2 separate regions of the Homo sapiens genome follow, and region 2 is linked to region 1. Evidence: chromatin loops called from intact Hi-C (ENCODE). Cell type or tissue: dorsolateral prefrontal cortex. All regions are shown on one strand. Each heading gives the region's core, and the rest is flanking DNA. Links, peaks and the distances in the headings are about the cores only.

The links. Hi-C counts contacts between places; a loop is a spot of excess contacts. Peaks named below come from ENCODE experiments on the same cell type or tissue, not always from the same donor. Only the 100,000 strongest peaks of a DNase experiment are listed, where the experiment ranks them.
Region 2: a loop joins it to region 1, with 4 times the contacts of the local background. A loop is called at or near these places in 7 of 110 quality-filtered maps.

What each region holds. Positions count from the first base shown.
Region 1 is chr11:47,451,624-47,456,014 of GRCh38, forward strand. No RefSeq gene overlaps it. Among named protein-coding and RNA genes, the nearest start is that of RAPSN, 4.7 kb to the left of the region's middle. RefSeq lists an enhancer at 3,790-4,289. In dorsolateral prefrontal cortex, for the core only: a CTCF peak has its summit at 2,767 (motif pointing left); a DNase peak (open chromatin) is centred at 2,778; H3K4me3 peaks cover 752 bases.
Region 2 is chr11:47,615,303-47,619,693 of GRCh38, forward strand. MTCH2 (mitochondrial carrier 2) reads right to left here. Exons shown (of 13, transcript NM_014342.4): 13 at 2,015-3,617. The coding sequence ends at 3,531. Among named protein-coding and RNA genes, the nearest start is that of C1QTNF4, 23 kb to the left of the region's middle. RefSeq lists a silencer at 2,251-2,310. In dorsolateral prefrontal cortex, for the core only: CTCF peaks have their summits at 1,937 (motif pointing left), 2,141, 3,544 and 3,743; a DNase peak (open chromatin) is centred at 1,899; H3K27ac peaks cover 2,310 bases.

The DNA.
Region 1 (4,391 bases), core at 293-4,292:
ATACATTTTGTTGATTCAGCAGTTAATAGGCATTTGGGTTGTTTCATTTTTGGCTACTATGAATAATGATGCTATAAAAATTCATGTACAAATTGGGCTGGGCACGGTGGCTCACGCCTGTAATCCCAGCACACTAGGAGGCTGAAGCAGGCAGATCACTTGAGCCCAGGAGTTGGAGACCAGCTTGGGAAACATAGCGAGACCCCATATCTACAAAAAATACAAAAAAAAAAAAAAATTAGCTGGGTGTGGTGGTGCACAGCTGTGGTCCCAGCTACTCGCGAGGCTGAGGCAGGAGAATCGCTTGAGCCTACAAGCTTGGACTGCAGTGAGCCGCAATCATGTCACTACACTCCAGCCTGGGTGACAGAGCGAGACCCTGTTTCAAAAAAATAAAAAATTCATGTACTAGGTTTTATGGGGACATGTTTTCATTTCTCTTAGGTATATGCTTGGAGCAGAAGTGTGAGTAATATGGCAACTGTTACATTCTGGTACCTGCCTACCTGTCTGCCCCAGGGCCTTTGCACCTCCTAATTCCTTCTCTGTTCACCACACCCACACTCTGCCTCGTAAGTCATAATTAGGATGAATCAGCATATTATCCTCTCATTGAATTACACTGCATTCTGATACAGGACTTATCTCTATAATTTTATTTTGAGACAGGGTCTCACTTTGTCGCCCAGGCTGGAGTGCAGTGGTACAATCTAGGCTCACTGAGGCCTCGACCTCCTGGGCTCAAGCCACCCTCCCACCTCAACCCTCGCAAGTAGCTGGCATTACAGGCAATGCCACCATGCCCAGCTAATTTTTATATTTTTAGTAGAGACGGGGTTTCACCATGTTGGCCAGGCTGGTTTTGAACTCCTGTGCTCAAGTGATCCGCTGGCCTGGGCATCCCAAAGTGCTGGGATTACAGGCGTGAGCCACCACGCCCAGCCTCTCTATAATTTTATATTAGTGAGGTTGTTTGCTGAATGTCTTTATTCTTCACTCAAATGAGGTCATATGGCTGGGCCCTAACCCAGGGCAGGACTTTGTCTCCTTCATTACTGACTGTATTCCCAGAGCAAGGCCCGGCACACTGTGGCCCCTCAATAAATGTCAAATATCGGTGAATGGGGAAGAAGCGGAGGAAAGACGGCTTCACCGGGAAATTCAGAGCAACTACACGGCCTGCTTCCTGAGAGCCCAACGGGTCAGAGGGGACGCTCTGGGGGTCAGAAGGCAAATGCCCCAGGCTCAACAGAGGCAGAGTGGGAGCAGGCTCTGGGACAGGTGGCTGGGCAAGGCCACCTGGACTCCCCAAAGGAGTGCTCCTAAGCCTGGGAAAGGGAGGGAGAGCTGGCTGGGGTCTTCTCTCATCTCAGGGAGGCCTGGGTTGATGCTGAGCTGCAGATGGGAGGGAAGCTGGGCCCACAGCGAAGGTGTGAAGGGCCAGCAGATTCTCCCCACTCCAAGGCCCAGACACTATTCACATTGAGTCTCTGGCAGGAAGGAATGGAGGAAGGGCGGCCTGCATCTACACCCCAACAGAGTTGGGGACCACAGCCTTCCTCTTTCCTGGGGAACTCAAATGACCTCAAAACTTGAAAACTTGATGGGATCAAGCTGTCCTTTCCCTGAGACAGGTCTTTGCTCATCTGACTTCAGTGATGGGAATATGCCCATACTCGCTTATTCTAGGTAGCAGAGTACCTTATGTTTCCTTGAAACATTTCATTTCTTCTTTATTATTATTTTTTTTTTTGAGATGGAGTTTTTCACTCTTGTCGCCCAGGCTGGAGTGCCCGTGGTGGTGAGAGGTGAAGCCAGCTGGACTTCCTGGGTGGAGTGGTGACTAGGAGAACTTTTCTGTAGCTAACTAGAGGTTTGTAAAATGCACCAATCAGTGCTCTGTAAAAACACACCAATCGGTGCTCCGTAGCTAGCTGGAGATTTGTAAAATGGACCAATCAGCACCCTGTAAAATGGACCAATCAGTGCTCTGTAAAATGGGCCAATCAGCAGGACATGGGTGGAGACAAATAAAGGAATAAAAGCTGCCTCCCCGACCAGCCCATCCCCACCCCAACAAGCCAGCAGCAGAAACCCGCTTAGGTTCCGTTCCACGCTGTGGGAGCTTTGTTCTTTTGCTCTCCACAATAAATCTTGCTGTTGCTCACTCTTTGGGTCTGCACCACCTTTAATAGCTGTAACACTCACCACAGAGGTTTACGGCTTCATTCTTGAAGTCAGCGGGACCACGAACCCACTAGAAGGAACCAACTGCGGACACAGTGGGATCTCGGCTCACTGCAACCTCTGCCTCCTGGGTTCAAGCAATTCTCCTGCCTCAGCCTCCCAAGAAGCTGGAATTACAGGCGAGCACCACTACACCTGGCTAAGTTTTGCAGTTTTAGTAGAGACGGGGTTCCACCATGTTGGCCAGGCTGGTCTCGAACTTTTGGCCTTAAGTGATCTGCCCGCCTCAGCCTCCCGTGAGCCACCATGCCCGGCCTCAAAAATTTCATTTCTGAGCACGTTTTCCAGAAATCAGCGACTGTAGTTAGGTTAAGGGCATGCTCCTCTATGGCAACGACTGTGGTTTACTTGTCTTTGTACTACTAGTAACTAACGGCACGGCCCCTGGCAAGGTAAGAGGAGACCAACAGAGAATCCTATTTAACATTCTAACATTTTCTGAGTTAAGCATTTCTTCCAGTTTACAAATGAGGAAACAGGCATGGAGAGGTAAGGTGACCTGCCCAAGACTACACTGCCATCTGCTGGTCCTAGACAGCTGGGACCAGAAGCAGTGTGGTTGTAGAGTCTCGTTCTTTTTTTTTTTTTTTTTGAGATGGAATCTAGCTCTGTTGCCGAGGCTGGAGTGCAGTGGCGCAATCCTGGCTCACTGCAACCTCCACCTCCCGGGTTCAAGCGATTCTCATGCCTCAGCCTCCTGAGTAGCTGGAATTATAGGTACGTGCCACCACTCTTGGCTTTTTTTTTTTTTTGTATTTTTAGTAGAGACGGGCTTTCATCATGTTGTCCAGGCTGGTCTCGAACTCCTGACCTCAGGTGATATGCCTGCCTCGGCTTCCCAAAGTGCTGGGATTACAGGTGTGAGCCAACACACCTGGCCAGGACTCCCATTCTTAACCATTATACTGTACTAGAAAGGAGGCGAGGACAAGGGAGATGGAGAAAGTGGAGAACAGAACAATAGTTTTCCGGAATTCATTGCGATCTTTACCTGAAGCACAGCAAAGTCACTGGGAACTTATCCAAAGCTGTAGCCTGGGTGGGCAGAAGGCATGTATTAAGGAGAGGGTAAAGAGTTAAGACTTGCTTACCAGTGCCCAGTAGATGAAAAGCCCTGGAAGGTGTTAGGGAACAGCCACAAAATGAAATGGTCTTTTCAGTGCCACTTAACCTCACAAGGTGGTGATACAGTCGGGGGATTCAGGGCTATCACCAGAGTGCCTGCTGGGCCAGGTACCAGCTGCACACCTCACATTTTAGATCCCTGTTTTATAATCAAAAGTAGAAAATTAAGTTTGGGCCTGAAGCAAGAGTCACAATCTGGCATGTGAGGACTAAATATTTCTGAGTTGGTTGGCAACATGTGTTATCTAGGAGATTTTACATAAAAATGTACATTTCCTTGCTTCTCTTGAAGAGTGGAAGCTTGGCCTGGTGCAGGGGCTCACTCCTGTAGTCCCAGCACTTTGGGAAGCTGAGGCGGGCAGATCACCTGAGCTCAAGAGTTCGAGACCAGCCTGGCCAATATGATGAAACTTTGTCTCCATGGAAAATACAAAAAATTAGCCAGGCATGGTGGCATGCACCTGTAGTCCCAGCTACTCAGGAGGCAGAGGCACGAGAATTGCTTGAACCTGGGAGGTGGAGGTGGCAGTGAGCCGAGATTGTGCCATTGCACTCCAGCCTGGGTGACAAGAGGAAAACTCTGTCTCAAAAAAAAAAAAAAAAAAAAAAAAAGTGGAAACTCACGCATGCTCAGACCTTGACTGCCTACCAACCACTCCAGTGGTCGGGGTCTGGCCCCAAGAGACCATGAATGTCTTACCAATTCATTCATTGGAACCATGCACCCCTGACTCCCTGTTCTCGCCTTGACACTGAAGCCAAATGCCACTTGTCTTATGCTGGCCTCCTTTCACATGAGTACATCACAGTTGCAGCCCCTGCTCCAGATGCATGACGAAATGTAACTGAAGGGGACAGTCCCAAGGTCCCTCTACCACGACTATCGGGATTCTTGGGAAGTCTCCCCATCTTACCAAGTTAGTTTCCCCAATTAAAAAGATATTGGCCGGGCGTGGTGGCTCACGCCTGTAATCCCAGCACTTTAAGAGGCTGAGGCAGGCGGATCACAAGGTCAAGAG
Region 2 (4,391 bases), core at 249-4,248, 160 kb after region 1:
ACAGATTTTCAAATCAGAGAGAAGTAATGCTCCTGCTGTATAAAACATGAACTTGGTGTTGGATGTAGTTTTTGTCAGTTAGTTTGTACTATCATTACATGCTCTGAAGGAGGGAGAGTTTGAAGGCACAGCCCTCTCACCCAGTTGGGACTCTCAGTGACTTCACAAAGAGATGGCACTAGAACTGAATCTGACAGTACAGAAACATGTCACTGGCAAGAGGGGGAGGACATTTCTAGAATAGGAAATTATAGTTAAGTCAAGGTATGCTGAGGTAACAGAGATGATGGAATATAGGGCTTATGTTGAATGTTTCTTTCATCCTAAGGTTGCTTTTTTTTTTTTTTGAGACAGAGTTTCACTCTTGTTGACCAGGCGGGAGTGCAGTGGGGCAATCTCAGCTCACTGCAACCTCCACCTTCCGATTTCAAGCGATTCTCCTGCCTCAGCCTCCTGAGTAGCTGGGATTACAGGTGCCCGCCACCACGCCTAATTTTTGTATTAGTAGAGACAGGGTTTCACCATGTTGGTCAGGCTGGTCTCAAATTCCTGACCTCATGATCCACCCGCCTCGGCCTCCCAAATTGCTGGGATTACTAAGGTTGCTTTTTTACCCTAGTATTTTTATAATGATCCCCCAAAGTTCCAGGAAACCCATACCTTCTTTATTTTTAAGATGCAGTTTCACTCTTGTTGCCTAGGCTGGAGTGCAATGGCACGATCTCAGCTTACCGCAACCTCCGCTTCCTGGGTTCAAGCGATTCTCATGCCTCAGCCTCCCAAGTAGCTGGGATTACAGGCATGTGCCACCACGCCCAGCTAATTTTCCTCCCTTTATTTCTTTAAAAAATAGAGACAGGGTTTTACCATGTTGCCCGGGCTGGTCTTGAGCTCCTGGACTCAAGTGATCCACTGCCCCCAGCCCACCCCACACTCTTCTTAAGTCAAGGTTTCAATGGTCACCACATACTCTAGAGGAACAGTTTGTGGCAACTTAGCTTGGTACCACAAAGGAAAACCAGTTTCACAAGTGGCTTACTAGAGAACCCCTACTTTTCTTTTTCTTTTTTTTAAGAGACAGAGTCTCACTCTGTCACCCAGTGGCACAATCTTGGGTCACTGCAACCTCCAGCTCCCAGGTTCAAGCGATTCTCCTGCCTCAGCCTCCTGAACTACAGGTGCGTGCCACCATGCCCGACTAATTTTTTTGTATTTTTAGTAGATATATTGGCCAGGCTGGTCTCCAACTCTTGGCCTCAAGTGATCCACCTGCCTCAGCCTCCCAAAGTGTTAGGATTACAGGTATGGGCCACCACAACCAGCCTAAGTTCATATTACTTACTGAGTTCATTATTTCTTGCATGTGTTTCTTTTTTTTTCTTTTTTTTTTTTTTAAGAGATGGGAGTTTCACTCTTGTTGCCCAGGCTGGAGTGCAATGGCGTGATCTCAGTTCATTGCAACCTCCACCTCCTGGGTTTCAAGAGATTCTCCTGCCTCAGCCTCCCGCATAGCTGGGATTACAGGCATGTGCCACCATGCCCGGCTAATTTTGTTATTTTTAGTAGAGACAGGGTTTCTTCATGTTGGTCAGGATGGTCTCGAATTCTCGACCTCAGGTGAACCACCTGCCTCGGCCTCCCAAAGTGCTGTGATTGCAGGCATGAGCCATTGCGCCCGGTCGCATGTGTTTCTTAATGGCACCTACCTGCATTTCCTAGCCCCTGAATATCTTTAGACTTTTATGTTAGTAGCTTATAGTAAGATATTATGGAGGATCATAGGTATAGGACTCTGACTAGACCTCTAGCTTGGATGCAGCAAGACTGAAACAGCTGGACTAGTATTTTGAGCAATCCTAGGCCTTGGAGAAATTTCTCAGCCACCCAACTTGCACAGGAAAAACTGAAGCCTTGGCGTCCTCTGGTGGTAGACTGGTTATCAGAGTCAGACATGCTTCTCAACTAGGAATAGGCAAGCATGAAAGTTCACAGAAGCCACAGGATAAACATGGCACATTTTCCCAGATCATCTTTACTTAAAGATTTTTTGGGAGAAAAAGGTAGGCAGCAAACATTTTTATATTAAAACAAATGCAGATAGTAATATTGAAATAGTATATAAAATTGACATTACTTTTTGAGACAAAGGAAGAGACATCAAAGACATTTTAAGCCGAGCTCCTCATGAGCTTCCTAAACCCCAGGGGAGGGAAGAGACCCCTGCATTCTCGTTCTGTCTAATATTATCAGTGGGGCTGTTTTGACAGAGAAGTCTCAGAAGCAGCGAATTAAGTGCTTACTCATTTGGCAATGTCCCAGTGAGTTATATAAATAAGTGAAACCACAGGCTTTCTCATTTTAGAGCATTTTAACCTGCTTTTTAGAAGGCCTGAGTAAACAGAAGCTTTATGCTTGAGTTGAATTTTATTTTCTCCCAAAGTGATTTTTTTCCTCCTATAAATGTTAACATGCTTAACTGAGGGTATGGCATGTGAGGTGGTCAGTGTCCTAAGACCCATGTCGACTTGGGTTGGCATTACCAGACATGGAGTTACAAATATACTTTCCAAGGCTGTCATCAGAAATGCAAAACTACTCACCTTCGGCAACAATAACAAAAAGGAAACAAAACAAAAAACTGAAGAACAAAAGATTATATATAATTAGAACTGTATGGTGTAATTTAAGCACTGGCAAATACTTGGCTCTTAAAGAAGGGGGTTACTCCTGCAGGATCTGCTTTTCATATTTTATGTGAAAACAAGAACTTCCTTTGAGGAAAAAAGTGCCATTATACTTCCTTTCCAAATCTTGCTTATTTTCTGTAATTGTCTTTTTCTTTGTTGTTGCTGACCCTTTATCTTATTTATTTTTTTTCAGGTAGCCTCTTGAACTAGAGTAGGCTCAGAGGCTCCCTGTAGGTGACATTTTATTACTTTGCAATAACAGACTGAAGGGGCAGATCCTCACACAGACTTTCTAGGGTAATGTAGCAATGTACTGTCCTTTTCTTGAAGTATGAGAGACAAGGTCAATGAAATGTGCTTAGAAGCATAATGGGAGTCAGATTCTGGTGCATGCTACTGACATTTTAGGGTCTACCCAAGAAAAAGTAATTCATAACCTCCCATATAGTTTAATTTAGTGATTTTGTTAAGTTTTACAAAATTATTTCTCATTTTTCTTGGAATTCTACTCTTCATTTTACAAAGCCTTAAATTGAGACTCAAAAATCACATGACAAAGTGCCTGTAGCTTCAGGAAAATACAACTTTTTTTCCCTTCTGGTTAAGTAAAATAAGAATTTGGAGCAAAAATATCCTAATTCAGAATAACTAAAGGGGGAGTATCAGTGGTAAGTTATGTTGTGCTGGAAAAAAGAACAAAAAAGGCAGACACCAAACACCTGAATTTTCCCAAGATTAAATGATTATTAAAAAAGCGCGCCACACTGTATAGAAATCAACATTCTCTCCCATAATTCTGTGCATCTGGGACTACAGAAATGTCACTGTCCCTGCCCCACATCTTCAAATTAACATTTTCAGGTCACAACAATAAGTCTTCCCAAAGGGGACCTTCCGGAAAAATAAGCTATTTCCTCGGCTCATATTCCCCTGGAAAACAAAACAAAACAAAACACAAATAATATCTAGCGAGATGAGATCAGCCAATCCAAATCAGCAGAGAGGTCCAATTGGGAGACGTGACTAAATCTAGGACAAAACTGGGACTATCACTACAGAACAAGGATTAGTATTCTCTGAAAGGCTGAGCTACTATGAACTAACTACAATTTCTCCTTATTAAGTTCTTACTCTGGGCAGACAGAACGCCCAGGTTGGATTCTGGCTTTGCCACTTTCCAGCTGGCTTAGCAAATGAGTCATGTAGAACAGTGCCTAACATTCAGTAAGTGCTAGCTTTCATTTATTTCTTTGTTTTTCTTTTTTGAGATGGAGTCTCGCTCTGTTGCCCAGGCTGTAGTGCAGTGGTGCAATCTCGGCTCACTGCAACCTCTGCCTCCCAGGTTCAAGCGATTCTCCTGCCTCAGCCTCCTAAGTAGCTGGGAAAGGAACGCGCCACCGTGCCTGGCTAATTTTTGTACTTTTAGTGGAGGTGGGGTTTCACCATATTGGCCAGGCTGGTCTCAAACTCCTGACCTCAAGTGATCCGCCTATCTTGGCCTCCCAAAAGTGCAGGGATTACGGGTGTGATCCACCATACCCGGCCTATTTATTTCTTAATGAAATGAAATCATGTTTCTAAGGACTACTTATAAAATCTTATAATCAAAGTAATAACAACCTGGACAACATAGTAAGACCCCATCTCTACAAGAAATTAAAAAATTAAAGGCCGGGTGTGATGGTTCACACCGGTAATCCTAGC